Linked DNA regions of Homo sapiens: region 2 is linked to region 1. Evidence: read pairs that join two places in POLR2A ChIA-PET (ENCODE). Cell type or tissue: MCF 10A. All regions are shown on one strand. Links, peaks and the distances in the headings refer to the core of each region. The heading gives the core; the rest is flanking DNA. Region 1 overlaps LOC107985255 (a long non-coding RNA gene). Region 2 has its middle 160 kb from the start of LINC01696.

Region 1 (11,830 bases), core at 2,670-10,669:
TGGGCACACTCAGCGTAAGCAGGCTTTATTCTAGATGATCAAGTGATGTGGAAAACTGCACACTCCGAATTGCTCAGGTCCTGACTGGTGGTTGGCAAGGATAAAGCCATTTGTTATTCTGCCCTAGCATTCTAGTGTTGTTGGCCTCAGAAAGAGTTGGGGTCTCCCATGAATTCTTCTAATTTTCTATTATTTATTAATTCATGAAGACATTTTTGAACATAGATATTTTCTAGGCTGCATTACTCCCATAGGGTAACAAATGTTGAGCTACATTTCTGAAATGCCAATCTGATTGTGTTATTTCAATCCTTAAAAGCTCAAATGACTCAGCCACTCGTAAACCTCTTGGTGTTGCTTTCAAAGGCTCTTCTCACCTGGGATGGAGCCCAACTTGCTAATTCCCATTTAGTCCCTCACATATCTCTTAATAGACCACCTGTTTTCATATCTCCGTATATTTTTAATGCTCTTTTTCTGTATCTGAAATATTATTTTCCACTTTGCCTGATGACATAATTGTATTCATTCTTCAAATCCCAGATCAAATGTCACTTCCACTGTGAAGTCCAGTGACCCTTTTCTCTCATTAGGACATGCTTCAAATAATGCAATCATGCCTAGTTTTCTGTAGTTTTCTCTCTTTGATTAAATTTCCCATCAAGGGCAGAACCACATCCTATTTATCTAGGTATTCTGAGAGCCGAGTTGAATGCTTGGCATATAGTAGGTGCTCAATAACTCTTCAGGAGAATGAAATAATGAAAAATCAAATATTGACAAACACTGATACTGGTTTCAGTTTTATATTTTTAAGATTCAGTAGGTCATGCTTCACATGTATACACTTTACAGTTGATAGATACTTTATATGACACCATCTTTTAAACTCTAGTCTTTTAAAGGATTCAAAACACATCCCCTCTCGACATTTTTTTCTTTCCACGTGGTTCTAATCTTCCTGATTCATTTTCATATATTGCATCCTGTTGATAATTTTTGTTGTTTTCTCTGGAGCTTTGCAGTGTTACTTCATTGTTTATAAAATGAGGACAGGTTAGGCAGCCCCAGCTGAATCCAGGATTCCAAGAGTGGAATATTTATGGCTTGTACAAGGGTGCAGCAATGTTTTCTGTCTTATTTCAATATCTTCTTGCCCCTAAAGGTCATAGGCTTTCTTCAGGGAATGATTACAATGTCTTCTAAATCCTCTTATCAAGTTCTCATGATCACTAAGAGCTTTGTGTCCTTTGAGTATAGGTAGATTTTTTTTTTCTCTTAAGTCATCGCTTTATTCTTGTTCATGTCAAAATAGACCTGCACCTCTTTACCTCCACTTGGTTTCTCCTGATGTTTTTTGGAAGTACATCGCAGGAGTTTTCTCTTCCCATGTGGATAAATTCTCTGTTATCTGCAAACTTGAAAATTTAACTGGATATTCCCTCTTGTTCTTCATTGGCCAAAACTTTAAATATCAGTGATCAAGAATCTAATATCTTGGTGATCCTACTCTTAGCATTCTGTCATAGCATGCCCATTTATTTTAATCCTTTCATTCCTGGATCGATGCCAGTTCCCTAGCTACGAAGAAAAAATATCTCTTTAATTCTGTGACGTTGTTAGGAAAAAAATATCACTTAGTATATAATTTAGTCAAAGGCTTTTTGAAAGTAGAAATAATTGCATCCTTTAATTCTCTTTTCCCAAGTTCTAATTTATTTGTTCAGAAACACCACAAGAATGAGATAGCTGGACCCAGCTGGATGAAGAGTGGATCCAGCTGCCAGTATGACCAGAAATGCATTGATCAGTAGAAAGGACAGGAAAAAGGAGGCCAAGGAGAGGAAAAGGTAAAGCAGGGAGGCCTAGAGTTTGTAGAGAATAGAGAAAGTGAGTGAGGTTGACCAGGAGACAAATAAGGTAAACCAGCGTCTGAGGAAGACGGTGCCCATGGGAGCAAGCCTGATAGAAACTGACAAACAGCTCAAAGATAGGGGGTAGATACAAGCAGTGGGAAGGAAGGACCTGGGACAGTGGCTATTTTCTGCCTCAACTGCATGGATCTCTAAGGTTGACTTCTGAAGGTACAGAATTCTTAAATAAGGCTTTTCTTTTGCTAAAACTGTGCTACCGTATTTTAACTTTACTTCATTCCCTGTTGAATGATTCTACCTTTTATTATATAGCCAATAGATGCTTAGTAGATACCTATGATTCATAGATCATTGCAGAAAGCAGAAGAGATGCAGAGAATGAAGTTCTCCTCTGCCCTTAAGGATCTCACAATCTAGCAGGGAGGATAAGACAAATCGTCACAAAAGTTGAATATAAAATACACCAGAATAAATGCCACAAGAAAGGCAAAATCAAAACGTCTCATATGCTGGCATTTCTGTTTAGAAAGTCCTTTCTACCATTACCATCTCTGACTGTCAAAATATGGCTTACCTTTCCAAATTAGCTCAAATGCCACCCATCCTCTGAAATCTTTTCTGATTACCTCCCTCCATAGCCTCTTGTTTATACCTTTTGTTTATATGCTATGTGCTGGGGAAGTACAAGGATTCCAATTTCCTGTATGAACATGACGGCCATTCATCCTGGATATTTTTGGACAGTTTGAATTTTATGTAAATATATATTTTAATATAATGAATTGAATATTTATATGATTTAATATTTCAACCTTGACACTTGATAGACTACATGTTCTGACCTGATCTTTGGTTTGGACAACGTGGTCATTGTGGCGAGAGGCAGATCTCACGTTCACCTAATATGACTACTCTACCAGTATTTACAATTGGGATCCATTCTTATTCACTGGGCAAAATCTGTTCTGACAGGACAGAGCCCATGTCATATAAGTTAACTATTTTGAATATCACTCTAGGCATATGACAGTCATGAAGTATAGATTGGGTTCAAAAAAGTAGAAACTTATACACTAGGTTAGAGAATAGAGGCTGTGAAGGGTTTTGTAGTGCCATGAATGGTTTTGTACATGTCTGCTTAGATAAAATGATTCAGTGGTCTGTAAACTCAAAAAGCCCTTAGCAACCTAGCCTTTCGTTTGCATTTATGTATGTTCATTTATTCTGTTCAACAAGTACTTATTGAATCCCTATGTGGGAAATACTGCTGTTTACCAAAATCAACTTCCTCCTCCTGGGCACAGCTATATGTTTTTCCACCTTCTCTGCGATTAGGTGTAGTCACGTGACTAGACTGTAAAATGATATAACTGAAATGGGGAAGCCCACTGAGTGACCTTGAAAACCGTTTAATATGGCAAAGTGGCCATCCTCCTGGATCATGAGTAACTATAGACCAGTGTGCCCTCAACTCCCACCTACCAACATGGAACAGTTAGTGAGCAGAAATTAAACTTCTATTTTACTAAGCAATTAAGTGCTTGGATCGATTTATTATTGTAGCCTAGCTATATCAATTAGGATAAGCTAGGTTATAATGTGGTTTCTTAAAAACCCAGCGGTTTAAACCACAAATGTTTCTTACTCATATTACTTGATCATTGAAGGTTGTCTGAGGAATCTTCTCCACTATGTACCCACTTTGTTACCCTCTCTCTGGGACCCAGACTAATGGAGCAGCCACCGTCTGCATTATTACTGGTCAGTCTGATACAGAGAAAAGAGTCCTGGAGAGTCTTACATCAGCCATTGCACAATCAGCCTGAGAGTCACACACGTCATTCCTCACCCACAACTCATTGGACAGATTTGGTCATATGACCCCAATCAAGGACAGAAAGTACAATCTTACTGTGCATTTAGAGTATCATTAAAGACCACCACACCAGCCTAACTGGTCTAAAATAGCCTATTATGTGCTAGACTCTATGCTAGATGTTGGCATTTAAAGATCAATATGTCATGGCCCCAAATTTATAATTTTACAATACATTGTTTTTTTTTCTTTTTTCTTTTTTTTTTTTTTTAGTTATACTTTAAGTTCTAGGGTACATGTGCACAATGTGCAGGTTTGTTACGTATGTATACATGTGCCATGTTGGTGTGCTGCACCCATAAACTCGTCATTTACATTAGGTATATCTCCTAATGCTTTCCCTCCCCCCTCCCCCCACCCCACGACAGGCCCCAGTGTGTGATGTTCCCCTTCCTGTGTCCAAGTGTTCTCGTTGTTTAATTGCCATCTATGAGTGAGAACATGCGGTGTTTGGTTTTTTTGTCCTTGCGATAGTTTGCTGAGAACGTTTTTTTTTTTTCTAACCTTGTGGATGGATACCATCCAAATTCGTTGATTTTTCTATAATATTTTTGAAACAGAGTACATGTATTATTAATTAACTCATTTATCCCATCAATAATACATATTGTCTCCATTTACTACATATACCTCTCTAGGAACAATTATACAGTTGGCATGGATCTTTCCCTCAAAGAAATCAGAGTGTAGGAAATGGTTTGTTCTCATACCTCCGACCTATCTCTATTATATGTCTCCTGGGCCATTTTCTCAATAAAACCAAGGCAGACTTCATTTTGTTGCTTTGCTCTTACCATGTGGGAGTTGAGGATTAAGCTGGCAGAATGGGGCCTCTCCTGCCCATGGCACAGAGACAACTTTCCTGCTGAACCTCTACCATTTGGTTCTTAGGCCCTTGGCTTGTCTTGAGGTCCTGTGAATCAGTTCACACATGACATGGGCCTCCACCAATACACCAGAGAAACAAAAGGTAGGGCAAGGGCTGAGAACCATGTATGTTGCTCAAACTCATCCTTCTTCAGGTGCCAAGGCTCTATTTATTTTGGAGAACTTTGTTCACTTGAAAATTTCTTTGAAAGGTAATAAAGCAATGGTTTTAAAATTGTATTCTACAGTGCCAAAGGATTAAGAGGAAGGTGTTCCAGAGACAGCTCAAGCAAGAAGCTCCACACCTTCTGCCTCAGTTTCAGCCAAAGCAGCTTTATTACTGACGGATTTATGTATTGGAATTGTACATATGAGTCTATTGTTAGAAAGGTTTCATTACTTTAAAAGATTAGATGATCTAATGAATTGCTATTTCAAAACATTGCTGGGAGCCCAAGAGAATTAACAAAGTCACCTCCCTCACAGATCCCAGACCAAGAAATCTGGAAGGGATTCCGAATCATACAGCCTCTTTCGAGTGAGTAATTCACTAGGACATTAGGAAAGTGCACAAAGTCTCATAGACTGTACCCCATCCCCTCAAGACCCTGAGTTCCCTAAAGGAAACTTTTAGCCCCGTGCTTTGCACACAGTCAAAGACATAAGAGTGACTGTAGAATGAGCAAAGGAATGACTCAGGATTAGCCTTTTGTATAATGCATATAAAAATCAAAGCTCAGAGTGGTGAAGGTTTTGGCCCAAGGTCATAAAGGAAAAACAATGGCAAAGTTAGGATAAAACTCTGGGATTTTTTACACTGGATTGTGCCCCATTGACTCTTCAACAGCAATAAAAATGTCCAAAGTCAGCTGGGCGCGGTGGCTCATGCCTGTAATCCCAGCACTTTGGGAGGCCGAGGTGGGTGGATCACGAGGTCAGGAGATGGAGACCATCCTGGCTAACACGGTGAAACCCCATCTCTACTAAAAATACAAAAAAAAAAAAAAAAAAAAAAATAGCCAGGCATGGTGGTGGGCACCTGTAGTCCCAGCTACTTGGGAGACTGAAGCAGGAGAATAGCATGAACCCAGGAGGTGGAGCTTGCAGTGAGCCGTGATCATGCCACTGCACTCCAGCCTGGGTGACAGAGTGAGACTCCGTCTCAAAAAAAAAAAAAAAAAAAAAAGTCCAAAGTCAACTTCTCACTTCCTAACCTTTGCTCTGTCTCCAAACTCATCCTAAAGATGTAACACAGAGACAGTGCAAGTTCCAATTCAAATGATCAATGGTTTTTTCTTTCTATTTCCATTAGCACAAGATTTGAAAGAAGTCCCCCCCTTTTTTGTCCTCCCTTCATCCCTTTAGCTCCCACAAGGGCAGGGGTAGACGCTGTCCAGCAGCAGTGATCTGTGGGTGTTGCTGAGCTGAGGACAGAGGAGACAGTTTAAGGAAGACGAAGCCTGGCTAAGGTTAGGCTCTTCCAGTTTCTCCTTCCTTTGTGCCTTGCCTTTTTTTGCATCACTGATGTTATTTATGGAATGCCAGCATGTTTCTTTTTTTAATTAAAAAGAGGAAATATCGAGTCTCGTATAAGAACAAGAGTGATGACTCAATAGGGCTGCTCAGTGCCAAATTACTTCCTGTAATCGCATGTGTAGCAGTGTTTCTTACAGAAGCAGGCTTTGGGGCTCCTGGTGAGATTGCACCCGGGCTGCCCACCTGCCCAAGTGACTCATTCCTAACAGCCCAGGATGTCTCACACATTTAGTCATAAACTCTGGCCTGATGAAACCAAGCTTACCCAATCTTGCTGATCTATAAGCAGGGAAGGGGGATAAGCTAGCAGGGATAATATAATTTTTGGTTGAGTCTTCTTTCAGGTAAAATATTAGGTTTTTCAGGCATTGTAACATATCAGAGGATTATTATTTTTAATAATATAAATCACCTTGAAACATATCTATTTTAATTTCTTCCTGTTACTGGGAAGGAAACTAAGACCTAAGTCAATTTGGAGAGTATTTGACTATCTACTATATAGAAAGGATTGTGCTCAGCCTTCGTGGGCCAAATGACCTTTCAAGGTCCACAACATATGGGTGACAAACAGAATTAATTGCTAAATATCCTCATTCCCATACAAATCTCCCTTCCACCATATGAATCTAAAGTTTGGGTTATTGTCAGAACTATCTTGCCAGTCTAGAAATTCTAGACTGATATGTGAATGAGTATGTGTGTGTGAATGTGTCTGTGTGTGTGTGTGTGTGTTAGCTATGTGCCTGTAGCTAGGAGAGGTATATTGCAATCCAAACTGGAAACAGTAGACATAGAAGGCAGCATGTCAGAACTAGAAGACATGCCCTTTGGATTTATAGAAACCTAGTTGTCAATTTTGGTCCTTCCAACTACCATGTAACCACGGCTCAGTTTCAAATCATGTTGAGCCTTACTTTTGTCCTATAAAAATATACAGTAAAATAGGTTTGATGTTTACCTAAAAAGAGTATATGCAAAGTATATTAATCTTCCTTTTTGTTTTCTTATGCTTTGACATCTTGGGGACTTGCTGGTCCTGGAGGGACTGTTCTGTAACCCATGACTTTAATCCAGTCACCTCTATTCTATTAGGCTCTCACATTCCTGGCTACTATCTCTGTTCTAATCACCCTGGGGCCAGATACCAGACTAACAGGAACAGTCCTTCTTCCCCAGAACCTATTAAAATTATTCAGATGGGCCAATCCTAAGCATCCTTATCCTGCCTCACATATTTCTTCCCACGGAAACCACAATAAAGGCTTTTGCCCACGTTTTCCCTTCATTCCCTCTGCCTCCTGAGCTACCTTGGTGCCTTCCTGTATGTCTCCTTCCCCACCTGTCCCTACCCCTTAATGTGGCATGCGCCTTCTTTGGGATCTGTGAGTAGCAAACTCTTTCCACTGGTAGTCATCTCCCGATCTGTTGATGTCGCCATACCTGAATGATAATATAACCTATATTCAAAAGCGGAGTACTGACAAAGCACTTCATACTTAAAGGTTCTCAAATTCTTCCATGTAACATAATGAATTAATGACTGCCTATGTGTGAAGTTTTTGAGTATACAGATATGAATAATACCCACTTTCAGCTTTCAAGGGAGTACTGAAAATAGCATCCTATCAGAAGTGTGGGTGGGGTATGGAAATGTTTCTATGACAGATCGAGGACATCAAATGACCTGCTTCAGGACACACACCAATTCAGAGTTTTCTGACCACCAGCCCAGGATTTGGCTTTCAGTGGGATCTACGGCTTCTTTGAGTAAGACTTTGGATTTTGACCTTGGCCTGTCTGCAGCCAAAAGTATGCTTGGTTGCCCCAGAAACAGTCCATGTTAGCCTCCACCTCCTACTCTGGGGTTTTGTTCAAGTGGTACTTAGACAAAATATTCATTTCTTCTTTGGCCTCCATTCTACATTCCATATTCATTTATTTTCAATAAACAGTTTCAGATTCCTCATTTTTCCCCCTAAAGCTTACAAATAAATTTTTCTGTCTTGCCTTTCTTGCTGCATTTACATAAAAGCCACGCTGAAAAATTTATAGCAGTAATGGAAATCTTGGGGAAAACAAAATGCTCTGAGAACAAATGGCTGCTTTAACCCTTTGCTAAAGAGCAATGAGTGCCAGGCTTGCAGTGCCACAGGGCAAACAATTCCATGGGGAAGAAACACACCTGAAGATACCCAGCTTACCTATAAAATGCCAATAATGGAATCAATTGGAGGAGGGATCCTTATGACTTTATTCATCAAATTCTTTAAGTCTATATTCTCTTATTACAGAAATAAAAGTGAATTTAATTGCTAAGTTTTGAAGTAGTTGTGTAAATTCTATGAAAGTTTACTGTTTGAAAATATTGGCAGGGTAGAGTACAGCTTAAAGTAAAATATGATGTCATGGAAAATCTGAATAGCAATATTTTATAAGGATTACAACTTAACCGCTTGAAAATATATTGCATACAAAAGAAAAGACAATAATTCCTCCTATTATCCAATAAACATTTAAGTATCTACTATGAGTATCTACTATGTGTCTGTACCTTGGGATAGAGAGAATCCAGTGCACTCTTTGCCTCCAAGGAATATCCAGCTTGGTGTTCATTAATAGAAAATTGCTGCTAATAAGCCAAATAGGTTAGTAAAAATAGGTTTTTATCACATAATGTAGCATAAACATGAAAATACTTGAGCACATGAGAATTAATTTCTAAATGCCTGTAAGTAAAATTTTTAATTTATGGTCTGTTTAGTTTACAATGGTTTCATATTTTAGGTTGAATCCTCATTCACTGAGAGACATGATTCAAACCTTGTAGTCAATCCAATCACACACATGTAAACTACCATGACAGAATTGCCGCAAGTCCATGTTAGGAAAGATGGACTCATTTAGGCTTTGCTGACAGCCCTGGCATTGTTACTTCCAGGCCCTAAGAAGGAACATAAGCAGTCTCTTGTCATTTAGTCACTTAAAGCATCCTTTTCTTTGGGCAAATGGAATGGGTAGATGTGAAGATTTTTAAACTCTGAAAGAGATATGAAATAAAGGCTTCTAGCTCCTCGGCCAAAAATTTTCAGATTGTTAAAAAAAGAAAAATTGCTGATGTTTAGGACTTTCCAGCTTAGTTGCCTCAATCTTCCATCTTTTCCTCTGCACTTCCCCACTCAATACCCCAACTTTTAACTCTGTGTTCGATATAATCTGACAAATTATCTGCCCTCACTGGAGATAGTTGCTGGCACCTAATGTGCTGTGTGTATAGGGTGCGGCAGGATTTGAGTGCTGTCCTTCCTCTTCCACTGTTTAGATGAATTCAGACTTTACCTGGAGGCCTAGGTTGGGGATCAACTTCAGCATGTACTAAGGAGCAGGCCAGCTAGGCAGCTACCCAGGCAACAAGTGTATCAGGCACACTGTCACACTCCTACAAATGTTACCAGATGCATAAGTGGCATTTAACAGAATACTTGTCTGGGATAGTATCAAATGTGTTTGGAAGAAAGATGACAAGACGCCTGGAATGAGCGTAGACATGAACAATAGACAGTTGACACACAACCTCTAAGAAGGGATGCACATGACGACAGAACTTTTTTTTGCTTGGCGGATTTCTCAAGTTTGCAACCAGGGCTGAATTGTCCTGGACAATAGGAAAACACATTGAGTGCTGTCTTTGGTTTAACTTCTCCATACTGTCCAGTCCAGCATGCAGATTTTCCTCTATGTAAATGCTGAACAAATATTTTAAAATATTAGCCCCTGTGTTTTAATCTACCCCTAACCATAAAATTAATCACTTGGAGGCACGGTACTATTTTAGTGTCCTCAAATCACATGGATTTGGCCTTATAACAACCGCAGCAGCAGCAAAATAATGACTATTGTTTCTTGACCTCTTCCTTGGTCCTATACAAAGCAATTTGGGGCATAGATTCTGGACTCAAAATGCCTGAGCTCAGCTCTGTTGTTTACTGATTGAATAAACTTGATCAAATTACTTAACCTCTACATACCTCAGTTTTCTTATCTTTAAAGGGGAGATAATAGTACACTACCTCATACAGTTGTTGTAAGTATTAATTGAATCAGTAAATGTAGAGTGTTCAGAATGTTCCTGGCATGCAATATGACTGCTTACTTTTATTTGCTGTTACTATTTTATATATTCCACACAATAACCCTGAAAGGGAAGTACTATCCCCATTACATGGTTTAAAACCTTAAGGCTGTGGAAGTTAAACAATTGGTTCAAGATCCAATTGCTGTTAAGTGACAGAGCCAGGATTTCATGGGCCATGCCCAGGGCTCCCACTGCCCTGCACAGGCTCAGGACACTGCTCCCTGCATCCCAGCCACTCCAGCCCCAGCTGTGGCCCAAAGGGACCCAGGTACAGCTCAGGCTGCTGCTTTAGAGGGTGCAAGTCATAAGCCTTGGTGGCTTCACGTGGTGTTAAGCCTGCAGTTGCACACAGTGCAAGTGTTGAGGCTTGGGAGTCTCTACCTGGATTTCAGAGGATGTATGGAAAAGCCTGCTGCAGAGGCAAAGACCTAATAGAGAACCTCTGCTAGGGCAGTGCAGATGGGAAATGTGGGGTTGGAGCCCTTACATAGAGTCCCCTCTGGGGCACTGCCTAGTAGAGCTGTGAGAAGCGGGCCACCAGACCAAGAGCTCCCCAGCAGTCTCCCAACTATATATATCCTCCTTTTTGGTGGAGGCTCTTAGGATATGCAGAATCTGCACCTGGAAAAGCTGTAGGCACTCAATGGCAGTCCATGAGAGTAGCCACAGGGGCTGAACTCTGCAAAGCCACAGGGGTGAAGTTGTCCACAGCCTTGAGAGCCCTCCTCTTGCACCAGTGTGCCCTGGATGTGAGACATGGAGCCAAAGGGGATTGTTTTGTAGCTTTAAGATTTAATGACAGCTGTGCTGGGTTTTGGATTTGCATGGGGACTGTATTCCCTTCCTTTTGGCTGATTTCTCCCTTTTGGAATGGGAGTGTTTACCCAATGCCAGTACCTCCATTGTATCTTGGAAGTAACTAACTTGTTTTTGATTTATAGGCTCATAGGTGGATGGGACTTACCTTGTCTCAGATGAAACTTTGAACTTGGACATTTGAGTTAATGCTAGAATGATTTAAGACTTTGGAAGGCTGTTGGGAAGGCATGATTTTATTGTGCAGTGGGAGAAGGACATGAGATTTGTAGGGGACCAGTGTGAAATGATATGGTTTGGATCTGTGTCTCCGGCAAATCTATGTAATTGTAATTACCAGTGTTGGAGGTGGGGCCTAGTGGGAAGTGATTGGATCATGGAGGTGGATTTTCCTGAATGGTTTATACCATCCCCTTGATGCTATTTTTGTGATAGTGAGTGAGTTATCACAAGATCTTATCTTTTGGCCGGGCGCGGTGGCTCATGCCTGTAATCCCAGCACTTTGGGAGGCCGAGGCGGGCAGATCATGAGATCAGGAGATTGAGACCATCCTGGCTAACATGGTGAAATCCCGTCTCTACTAAAAAAAAAATACAAAAATTAGCCGGGCATGGTGGCGGGTGCCTGTAGTCCCAGTTGCTCGGGAGGTTGAGTCAGGAGAATGGCACGAACCTGGGAGGCGGAGCTTGCAGTGAGCCGAGATGTGCCTCTCACTCCAGCCTGGG
Region 2 (11,830 bases), core at 2,171-10,170, 130 kb before region 1:
ATTCTCTGGAGGACCCTCCCGTTCTCGGGTAGGGGCCGTGCCCCACCTAGGTAGCTGTCCCATGTGGGATCCTGTAGGATCTCTAAAACCCAGCTCTGGCCCCAACTTTCTGTCTGCCCTGGAGGTTTCTCAGCCTCCTGAGAGCTCTCCTGGGCCCTGGTCTGGGCAGAATCTGGGCCTAAACAAACAAGAGCCAGGGCAGCCAGGGTCTCTGCATGGCTAGGCCCAGGGCTTGCCCTCAGAGCTCACCTGTCCAACAGAAGAGGAGTGTGCCTCCACCTTCCCTACTGCCTGCCCCTTTTTCAGGGTCTCAGGGCCTCTAGCCCTGTGGTGGGGCAGGGGGTGCTGGGTGCCCCAGGTGGAGCTGAAGTCATGGGGCTGTTGAGGAGTTGGTGTCCACCTGGAGTCTGTCCAGTGAATTTAGGTCAACAGGTGTGCAGTCTGTCCTTCGAGGCTGAGCCACCTCCCAACAGCCCGAACAACTCCAGGGGCCTTTTGAAGGAGGGGTAGGCAGGCCCAGTGGGTGGTCAACCCAAGGTGAACCCACCCACCATGGCCAGGGTTCCTCAGGTTGAGCCTCCAGTGGGTGAAACCTAGGAGTCCTCAACCTTCCTGGCAGATGGGGCCATTGACAAGAGGAGGTGGGTGGGGTCTCCACAGACTCCGCCCTGTGGTGTCACACAGCTGGCAGCCAATGGGAGGCAACCAGCCAGGAAGCCCTGGAGCTACCCTTGCTGGGTAACCTTGCTGGGGAACCTGGGCCATCCCAGTTTGTGCGAAGTGGCCGGAGGCAGTTAGAAGCCCACGGTTCAGTCCAAGGCAGTCCACTGAGCCCCGTGTGACTCTGACCGGGCTGGGGGTGTCCATGTCCTCTCTGGACCTCAGTTCCTGTAAAATGGCCCATTGGCCAGATCGGCCGCCGGGCTGCTCACAGGTGCACGGGCTGCACATAACCCCGTGGGAAGAAGCCAACGCGCCCGCAGGACTGGCCCCGCCACCAGTGGGGGGTCTGGATGCTCCAGGACCCCAATGATGTCGCCATGGCAGAAGCTGAGCTGCGAGGGGTCCTGGGCTGAGAAGTCAAACTGGGCCTGGGCAAAGCAGGCCCCAGGTGACTTGAGCAAGGGCTCCTCGTCGCGCAGGAAGATCTGCCGCTTCTTGGCGATGGTGGTGGTGCGGTAGAAGTCGACCAGCTCGTTGAGGGAGTTGAACTTCTCCTCCCACAGGAAGTACTTCCCCGAGGCCTTGCGCAGCACCTTGAAGTGCTGCACCTGGTCTCCATAGCTAGGGGAAAGGACCCGGGGCGACCTCAGATGGTGGCCGTCCCAGCCTGGCATGGTCCCAGGGGGTCCCGTCTCACTACCACCTGGAACCAGCCTGTCTCAGGGTGGGACCTGGAGTCAGATAAGGTGCAAGTGGGAGAGGCCCCACTGACCCAGCTCCACATGGGGTCTGGGGAGTCCTATCTGGCAGTGGAATATGGGGTTAAGGGTGTGGGCTCTGAACCGGGCCACTTTCTCACTGTGTGATCTCATGCAAGTCTCTCGACTTCTCTGAACCTCAGTTTCCTCATAATGATAACATCTCCATTATGGAGAAGTGCACAGCGACTGGCATGTTAGCAACGTGAAATGGGTACCTCTGAGTGTGTCCTGATCAGAGAGCATCTCCTTCACATCTCTTTGCCGTTCCCCTCAGCTTGGACCTTCTCCCTGCTCCCCCGCTCCTCCCAGTCCCCACAGTCCCTTGGGGAGCAAGTCCTAGACTCATCCTGACTCAGACCAAAGCCTACTGCTGTGAGAGGAACTCAGACCTGTTGGATGTCTCATGTCCTCCCCCTCCCGTGAACCTTCTGTGGCTTCTCTCTTGGCCTCAGGGTAAACTCTTAACACCTCAGACTCAAGATCTGGCTCTGCAGTGGCACTTTTAATTTCCCTTAAGAACTTTTCCTTTGCATTCACAATTGGGATAACTGGCAAAAGAGCCCCAGCTTTCAGCCTATCTTAGCTTTTGACATGGCTTCCTCACTAAATTAATCATTTCTAGCTTTTGATTTAACATAAAAATGTGAGACTTGTTTTCACTTCAACAATTAGAGACCATTGTAGATTTATTAATTGGCCTAATTTTAATATTATTGTGTCAGGGATTGGGGGGCTCAAGAAGAGAGAAGGAGGGAGATGGGGGAATGATCAGGTGGCAGAGTAGTCAGAACACTCAACAGTTATTGATTACATTTACCATCTTACATGGGCACAGTTCATGGTTCCCCAAAGGAAGAATGACAATAGTAACATCAAAGATTACTGATCACAGATCACTGTAACAGATATAATAAAGATGAAAAAATTTTAAATATTTTGTAAATTACCAAAATGTGACACAGAGACACAAAGTGAGCATATGCTATTGGAAAAATGGCACCAATAGACTTGCTCAATGCAGAGTTGCCAAAACCCTTCAATTTGTAAAAAAAAAAAAAAAAAAAAAAAAAAAAAAAAAAAAAAAAAGCAATATCTACGAAGTACAATATATGAAGCACAATAAAACAAGGTATGCCTGTTGTCATTTATGACCTTATCTAATTCTCTCTAATAAAACACATGTTCCTCAAAGGCACGGACTATGTCCTGCTTATTTGTCTTTTTTAATCTTCCAGTGACTGTCATAGTAGGTAATCATTACATAGTAGGTGAATTGGATTTTCATTAGCATTTGGATTTCTAATTTTGAAGGAGCATGATCTTTCTTTTGCCAGTTTTAAGTTGATTTGAAAAACAAATACATGGGAAACATCTGGATCCATAACAGCAACATTCAAGTGCTAGATGGAAGGTCACATGGGAAGAGCAGCCCCTGACCAGAATGCTGGCCAGGGATAGACTGTTTAAATGGGCTTGGATTCTGGCTCCTTTGACTTCTTTTCCTTTCCTCTGAAGAGGGGTGAGCTAGAGTACCGTGAGATGTGACTTATTGAACATTACCCTGTGCCTAGCACCTCATTAGCTATTTTACATCATTAGCTTGTTTAATCTTTGTAATCTCTTCATTTAATCTTTGAAGGATACATTATTCCCATTGCATAGTAAACAAAGACATAGCAAGGTCAAATAACTTGTTTAAAATCATATAGTGAACAAAGATTTTGACTCAGATACTGGCTCCAAACTCATGTGCTTGCCCATTCTACTATGCTGACTCCCAGACTCAAGCTAGAGAATTCTCTCAGAAAGGAATACCCAAGGAAAACATGCAAGATGCAGCACTGTGTTAAAGATGGAATTTTTTAAAGTCTCTTAAGAATAGAATAGATGGACAGCAAGATGTAGCAATGGGTATTATGTCTGTTGATTCTCACAGCATTTGAGGCAATTTTGATTATCACCAGATCTGGAAGCCACTGCTCTGGTAGACAGAGTGTGAATATGGTAGTTGGAAAACTATGGTTCAAAGCCCATCTCAGCCACTGACCAGTTAAGTGAAGTTTAAGTTAGTTATGCAAACTTTATCAACTCAGTATTCTCATCTGTAGAATGGAGAACATAATTCCCTCTAGGATGTTTATTTTAAGAATAGAAAGAAGGAATTAAATGTGATTACATGACCATAAAAGAGGAAAAATTGATACCATGATGCTTGAGACACAAGCAATTAGAGCACCCTTTGAACATGTTTTTAAGATATCTTCTGTTTTATTTCCTAAAAGTAACCAACTCCAGATGATAAAAGATGCTATTTTAATGCATGTCTATGGCTGGGCATGGTGGCTCATACCTATAATCCTAGCCCTTTGGGAGGCTGAAGTGGGAGAATTGCTTGAGTCCAGGAGTTTGAGACCATCCTGGGCAACATATTGAGACCTCATCTCTATAAATAATTTAAAAAATTAGCCAGGCACAGTGGCACACACCTATAGTCCCAGCTTCTTGAGGGGCTGAGACAGGAGGATTGTTTGGGCCCAGGAGGTTGAGGCTGCAATGAGCCATGATCATGCCATTGCACTCCATCCTGGGCAACAGAGTGAGACCCTGGCTCAAATAAATAATAATAATAATAATAATATAGTAATTCATGTCTATCTTTGTGCAAGAAGCTTTCCTGACCCAATCCTAAGCTCAGCGACTGCCCTTTCATGGTGTTTCTGGAGCACCCTATGCACACGTTCGTCTTTGTTCTGCCTCACCCTATAGTAATAGTATATAAAAGAGTTTTGTCAAGATGGCCCTGAGGCAGAGCAGGAGGGGTGGCAGTATTCCATTTTTAAAAATAGCAAAGATAAGGCCAGGCATGGTAGTTCATGCCTGTAATCCCAGGACTTTGGGAGGCCCAGGCAGGCAGATCACCTGAGGCCAGGAGTTCAGGACCAGCCTGGCCAACATCATGAAACCCTATCTCTATTCTTATAAGAATATCCCATCTCTATTCTTGTAAGAATACAATAATTAGCTGGGCATGGTGTTGTGCACCTGTAATCTCAGCTACTTGGGAGGCTGAGACAGGAGAATCATTTGAACTCAGGAGGTGGAGGTTGCAGTGAGCCAAGATTGTGCCACTGCACTGTAGCCTGGGCAACAGAGTGAGATTGTGTCTCAAAAAAAAAAAAGTAGCAAAAATACTTAATAATTTGCTTGAGACGATGATGTGATTAGTTAGTGGCAGAACTCAGGATCAGATATCAGAGCTAATGCAACTACACCAGGGAACAGCAACTTAGAAACTTGTCCTGTCCCAAGGAAGAGGTAACGGTCCAGAGGTAGATGAGATTGGGTTTTCTTCTCTTCTCTCTAATGTCCTTTGATTTCTTTACCCTGGTTACATGTAATGGCTTGGCAGAAACTTCAAAATTGAACTTGTGAGAGACATCACTGTTATTAACCTCTAGGCAATTACAGTAGCTGTCAAAGGTTTTTGAGCCAACATGCAACCTGACCCTTTCTAAATGACTTAGAAGTGACATTTTAATGAGAAAAGAAAGCAGAAGAGGTGGTTTTTTTCTAAACAGGAAATTTTTATGGAGAAACTGACACTGAATTTTACTGTCTATCCAGAGGGTATGTGTGAGATGAAGAGCAGAGCCCAAGGCTGTTAGCTTCTGTTTGTTACTTCTGCTCCCCTAGTCCCTCATCCACTGAAGCCTCTCCTGAGAAGTCACATAGAGGCATGCTAAGGAATTATTCCCCTAGCAAGACTTGGCTTATTAGTGCATTTGGGGTAACTAAATTACCAGCTCCAGTCAATCCCCCTTTTCTTTTTTATCTCTGGGCCTGGTCAAAGGAAATCTATGGGGCACAAATACTAAGCTTTTTAAAAAAGATGTAATTCATGTATCACAAAATTCACTCCTTTAAAGTGTACAATTTAGTAGGCTTTAGTGTACTAACACAGTTGTGCAACCATCAACACTATCTAATTCTAGAACATTTTCCTCACTCCTGAAAGAAACCCATATCCTTTAACAGTCACTCCTCGTTTTCTTCTTTCTCAGCCCCTGGCAATCACTAATCTACTTTCTTTTTCTACGTAGTTGCCTATTTTGAACATTTCCTTAAAATGTATTAAAATGCATAACGTTTGTATCTAGCTTCTTTCACTTACCATAATGTTTTCAAAGTTCAGAAGTTAGAGGAACAGTCTGTAAGACCACTCTTTCTTCTGATACTAATTGCAAGTTTGGTGATTCCCAAGACCATCAAGATAAAACCCCACAAAACTCACTGAAAGCTATTATGCTCATGATTATGGTTTATTACAGCTAAAGGATACAGATTAGAATCAGCCAGAGGAAGAGGTGCATAGAACAGAGTTCAAAAAAGTACCAAAAGCAAAACTGCCAGTTGTTCTTTACTCATGAGTCATGGACAGCTTTGGCAAGAATGCTTCATATTCTTGCCAATGCCATTAGTTTTCTGGTATCAATATGTGACTGTACCCATGGAATATTGCCAGCTAGGGAAGTACACCAGAGCCTTGGTGTCCAGGTCTTTATTGGAGCTTGATCACATAAACCTGGCTGGCTGCTCACATGGCTGACTTCAGTCTTCAGACTTTCTTTCTGGAGGTCAACTGATACCACATGCCCCAAAGCCCTCACCCTAAATTAGATTGTTAGTATCTGGCTGGCCCAAGGATCCCAGGCAAACAAAGATATTTTTTCAGACAGGACATTCCAAGGGCCTGGAGATTACCTCCCAGGAGTCAAGGGCAAATGTCAGACCATGCTTTGAGTGAAGTTAAATTGTTTACTACATAAAAGTTCATTTATGTTATATCCTGTATCAGTATTTCTTTCCCTTTTGTGGCTGATTAATATTTCATTGTAGGGATTTACCACATTTTGTTTATCCATTTATCAGTTGATGAACATTTGGGTTGTTTCAACTTTTTGGCTATGACGAATAATGCTACTGTGAACATTTGTGTACAAGTTTATCTGTAGACATATATTTTCAATTCTTTTGGGTAAATGCTGGATCATATGGCAACTCTTTGTTTAAGGAAATACCAAACTGTTTCCAAAGTGGTTGTACCATTCTACATTTTCATTAGTAATGTATGAGTGTTTCAGTTCTTCATATTCTTGCCAATGCTAGTTGCTTTAAAAAATTATTATTATTGGCTGGGTGCAGTGGCTCACACCTGTAATCCCAGGACTTTAGGAGGCCAAGATGGGCAGATCATGAGGTCAGGAGATCTAGACCATCCTGGCTAACATGGTGAAACCCCATCTTTACTAAAAATACAAAAAATTAGCCGGGCATGGTGGCAGGCACCTGTAGTCCCAGCTACTTGGGAGGCTGAGGCAGGAGAATGGCATGAATCCGGGAGGTGGATCTTGCAGTGAGCTGAGATCATGCCACTGCACTCCAGCCTGGATGACAGAGCGAGACTCCGTCTCAAAAAAAAAAAAAAGTATTATTATTATTATTATAGCCATCCTAGTGGGAGTGATGTCATATCTCATTGTAGTTTTGATTTTATTTCCCTAATGAATAGTAATGTTGAGCAAAGTTTTATTGCTTATTGTCCATCTGTGTATTTTTGGAGAAATGTCTGTTCAGATACTTTCCCCATTTGAAAATTGGGTCATTTATTTTTTATTGTTGAGTTGTAAGAGTTTGTTATACAGTCTGCAAAGAAGTCCTTTATCAGATATATGATTTGTAAATATTTTCTCTCATTCTATGGGTTGTCTTTTCACTATTTTAATAGTGTACTTTAAAATGCAAAAATTTTAAATTTTGATAAAGTTGAATTTGTCTGTTTCTGTTTTTGTCATTGTTGCTTGTTTTTTGGTGTCATATTGAAGAAATGCTTTCTTAATCCAAAGTCATAAAGGTTTATGTTTATGTTTTCCTCTAAGAGTTTTAGAATTTTGACTTTAACATTTAGATGTTTGCTCCAATTTAATTTAGTATATGGTGTGAGGTAGGGGTCCTACTTCATTCTTTTGCGTACAGATAAACATTTGTGTCAGCACCATTTGTTGAAAAGATGGCTCTTTTTCCGTTGAATTGCCTTGGCACCCTTGTAAAATAATATTAGTTTACCATAAATTTGAGGTTTTATTTCAAAACTCTCACTTTTATTTCATTGATCTACATGTCTTTCCTTATGTCAGTATCACATTGTCCTAATGATTATAGCTCTATTTTGTTCTATAATTCTTTTTTTAAATGGTTTTGGAAATAGGGAGTATGAGACCTCAAACTTTGTTTTGTTTTCAAAATTGCTTTGCTTATTCTAGATCTCTTGCAAATCATAGAATCCATTTGTCAATTTCTGCAAAAAAGCCAGCTGGAATTATGGTAGAGATTGCATTAAATCTGTAGATCAGTTAGGGGAATGTTGCCATGTTAACAATATTAGGTCTTTAGTCTGTGAACATGGCCTATTTTTCCATTTATTTTGGTCTTCTTTTATTTCTTTTGATTATGTTTTGTAGTTTTTAGTTTATAAATCTTGCACTTCTTCTGTTAATTTATTTGTATTCTCTTCTTTTTGATGTTTTTGTCAATAAAATTGTTTTCCTAATTTTATATGCAGATTGTTCACTGTGAGTGTGTAGACTGTACAATTGACTTTGCATGTTTATCTTGTGTCCTGTAACCTTGCAGTGGTTGTCTATAAGTACTAATAATTTGTGTGTGTTCATGTGTGTGTGTGCATGCATATATATTTCTTAATACTTCCCACATATAAGAGATAGTTTTATTTTTTTTTCAGTCTGGATAACTTTTATTCCCTTTTATTGCCTACTTTCCCTGGCTAGACTCTTCAGTACAGTATTGAATAGAGGTAGCAAGAGTAGACATCCTTGTCATCTTTCCAATATTAGAAGGAAAGCATTCAGTCTTTATTAAGTATAATATTACTTGTGAGTTTTCCTTAGATGACCATAATCAGGTTGAGGAAATTCCCCTCTACTCTTAGTTTGCTGTTTGTTTTTATTTCATAAAAGATTGTTGGGTTTTGTCAAATATTTTCTCTGCATTGATTGTAGTAATCATGTGGTTTTAAATTTTTTATTAATATAGCATATTGCATGGACTGATTTTTATATGTTGAGCTAACTTGGCATTTTTGGGATTTTTCCCATTTGGTCATGGTGTATACTTCCTGAGATACTTGTGAGGTCTTCCGAAATCATAGGCTCCAAGCTCAGTTGGACCAGAAACTCTCCTCAGGATCACTGAAACTGTCAGTTTTACCGTGCTGTTAAGTATGACAATGGTCTGACTTTACTGCCAGATTGTGTTCAAATTAAAATACCTCCAGCTGAGCTCCTTGAACACAATTACTATGTACTTTCATCTCTGGGCCCGAATACTGAGTGCAGTATGACACAAAGTTGACATGCCACAAATGATTTCCAATGAGTTAATTTATACATACATGAATAAGTTTCAAAATAAATTTCACCTCTTTGGAGGGCATCTTCTATAGTTCTGAGCTGTGGGAATTTGTGAGGTGTGGTTCGGAAGAAGAAAATGTACTACATGTACAACTTCTTCACTAAGCATTAATGATAAAATTCTACCTTATGATCATTCAGATTGATTTGAGAGGTAAAAAAAGCAACTGAATTCAGAAATTAGCCTTTTGTTAAATGGCCATTTTGTATATATCTGATTATGGGATAAAATTTAACTATTATTCTTCCTTTACATAGCTTTTGGTATATTCTTCCTTTACATAGCTTTTAGTATATTCTCTCAGCTCTGTGTTTGTGAAAATGATGCCAACCTTGACTACCTTTCTCCTCAATGACTTGCACTACCCATGGAACACATAAGTATAATGAGTATTTGTCAAATAAATAAATGTACTATAAATGCAGGTGAATTAAGACTAAATGGTAAAAAAAAAAAAAAAAATGGAATCAGTACAGCAGGCTCTTCCTTAGAGGATCTTAATAGTCTGCTATATTTTATGTTTAAGTCAATGACATCTCCTATTTCCATTTCTTCCAGGAAATTATTTAGAAATGATCTCATCTTCCCTTTCTTTCATTCCAAGTTCTGCCCTCACCCTATAGATCCTTACTCTTTGATGTATAGACCAGGTATCAGTGGCATAGGCATCACCTCAGAGCAGAATCTCAGGCTCCTCCACAGACCTAGTAAATCAAAATCTGTATTTTAGCAAGATTCCCAGGTGATTCTCATGTATAGTAATGTTTGAGAAAAGATTATCTAAAATGTTGCCATATGCTTGCTCTACATGCTTGTTTCACTATCAAATAAATCTTGGTATCTATAGGTACGGTTCAACTTGAGATAGCAGGAATCATAGTAGAAAGTTTCATCTCCTATTTAAAAAAATTAAATAAGCAAATAATTATGGAAACCCTATTGGATGGGGGGTAGGTGTTTTCTTTATGTGCTGTGAAGAAAGTGTCAACATAGTTGCTCCTTTTAAAAATGTGTTAGGCCGTTTTTACATTGCTATAAAGAAATACCTGTGACTGGGTAATTTATAAGAAAAGGGGTTTAGTTAGCACATGGTTCTGTAGGCTGTACAGGAAGCATGGTGCCAGAATCTGCTTCTGGGGAGGCCTCAGGAAACTTACAATCATAGTGGAAGGTGGAAACAGGAGCAGGTGTTTCATGGCAGAAGCAGGTGCAAGAGAGGGTAGTGGAGGGAGGTGTTACACACTTAATCAAATCTCATGTGTACTCACTCACTATTGCAAGGACAGCACCAAGCCATAAGGAATCCACCCCCCATGACCAAAACACTTTCTATCAGGCTCCACCTCAAACACTGGGGATTATAATTCAACATGAGATTTGGCAGGGACATATATTCAAACTTTATATAAAAAACACCTCAACGGTGGCCCATGAGGGCCCAAAATTCCATTACAATCATTCTTTTGGATTCTCATTCATTTGTCACATCAGGTGAGACAACGAGATAAACTGCTGTTATGTGAATTACTTTACCATAATTAAGAAAAATTGACATTAAATAGAAGAAAGTCCAATTTTGATGGGGGAAGAAGCAGTAAAAAATTCCTAGAGGGCAGAAACAGCAAAAGTGGTGGGGTTGGTTATAGGAACCTGTGGGAACAGTGCAAGGAACTGGGTATATTAGTTATAGATCTTCAGAGAAACAGAACCAATAGGATCAACAGAAATGTTTGAGAGAGGATTTATTATGGAAATTGGCTCACACAAATATGGAGGCTGAGAAGTCCCACCATATGCTATCTGCAAGCTGGAGAACAAAGGAAGCTGATAGCATTGCTCAGTCCAAGTTTAAAGGCCCAAGAACTTGGGAAGCCAGTGGTGCAAGTCTTAGAGTCCAAAGGCCAAAGAACCTGGATGTCCAAGAGTAACAGAAGATGAGTGTTCCAGCTCCAGAAGACAGGAAAATTCATCTTTCCTCTGACCTCATTGTTCTATCCAGACACTGAACCAATTGTTTGGTGCCTGCCCACATTGGGTGAGGGTTGATCCTCCTTACTCAGGCCACTGACCCTAGTGCCTCTTTTCTGTAAACACCCTCATAGACATACCCAGAAAGAATGCTTTACCATCTATCTGGGTATCTTTTAATCCAGTCAAGTTGACACCTAAAATTAACCATCACACTGGGGTTGCTAGAGCAAGAAGGAATGCTCTGCAGGAGGAGGTGAGAAAAAAATCCAGGATATACCCTGCATATATCACAGTGCTATATCTGTCTAGTCTTGCCTACTGAAAGCAATGCAATTATGGCTTTCTAACTCAGGCTTGATTTTTTCTTATTGAGAGCCACCCCAAGGATTCTTGTTATGGAACACTGGCAACAATGCAGTAAGACATCCTTTCTCATCTAATTCCTTTGGAGAGAGAGAGATTGATGGAAAACAATGCAAGCATCTTCTGGGCACAGATGGACAAGGCATTCTGCTTGGGGCAGCCGAGGCTTAGCACATTGAATACAGTTCCAAGAACCACATCAGAAATGTTTAGGGAATGAAAGACTTGGCCGGGAAATAGCAACAGGAGCTAAATATGGACTGGCTGACTAATCATCTCTGAAAGGGGAACCAAGCAATGTGGTAATGATCTTATGGGCAAAATGCTGTGGAGAATTTGCCTGGGCTGTAAGGGACAACATGAAGCAAATGTAAGGTGAAGGACCATCCAGGAAGAATGCCTCACGTCAATGGATTTGCAGGGGACTGACTCCCTCTTTCTTCTTCCCTTTCCCTAGATATTATACATTCCTCATTTTTGTTGTGTATGCACTTCTAGCGTAAGGCATCCAAGGAGACAACTCGAAAATTGCCTAAAGAAAGACCACATGGTGTGTGCTAACTTAAGCCGATGATGTGAATAGC

Evidence for each region. ChIA-PET counts read pairs that join two places held together with the same protein. Peaks named below come from ENCODE experiments on the same cell type or tissue, not always from the same donor. Only the 100,000 strongest peaks of a DNase experiment are listed, where the experiment ranks them.
Region 2: POLR2A ChIA-PET joins it to region 1 with 6 read pairs; 1 of 35 experiments calls an interaction of 5 or more read pairs at or near these places.

Annotation. Positions count from the first base shown.
Region 1 is chr1:209,034,001-209,045,830 of GRCh38, reverse strand. All of the region lies in intron 1 of LOC107985255 (a long non-coding RNA gene), which reads left to right. Among named protein-coding and RNA genes, the nearest start is that of LINC01774, 67 kb to the right of the region's middle. In MCF 10A, for the core only: no CTCF peak of the experiment used is centred there; DNase peaks (open chromatin) are centred at 3,710 and 6,310.
Region 2 is chr1:209,162,474-209,174,303 of GRCh38, reverse strand. It overlaps the pseudogene LOC100652908. Among named protein-coding and RNA genes, the nearest start is that of LINC01696, 160 kb to the left of the region's middle. In MCF 10A, for the core only: no CTCF peak of the experiment used is centred there; a DNase peak (open chromatin) is centred at 5,903.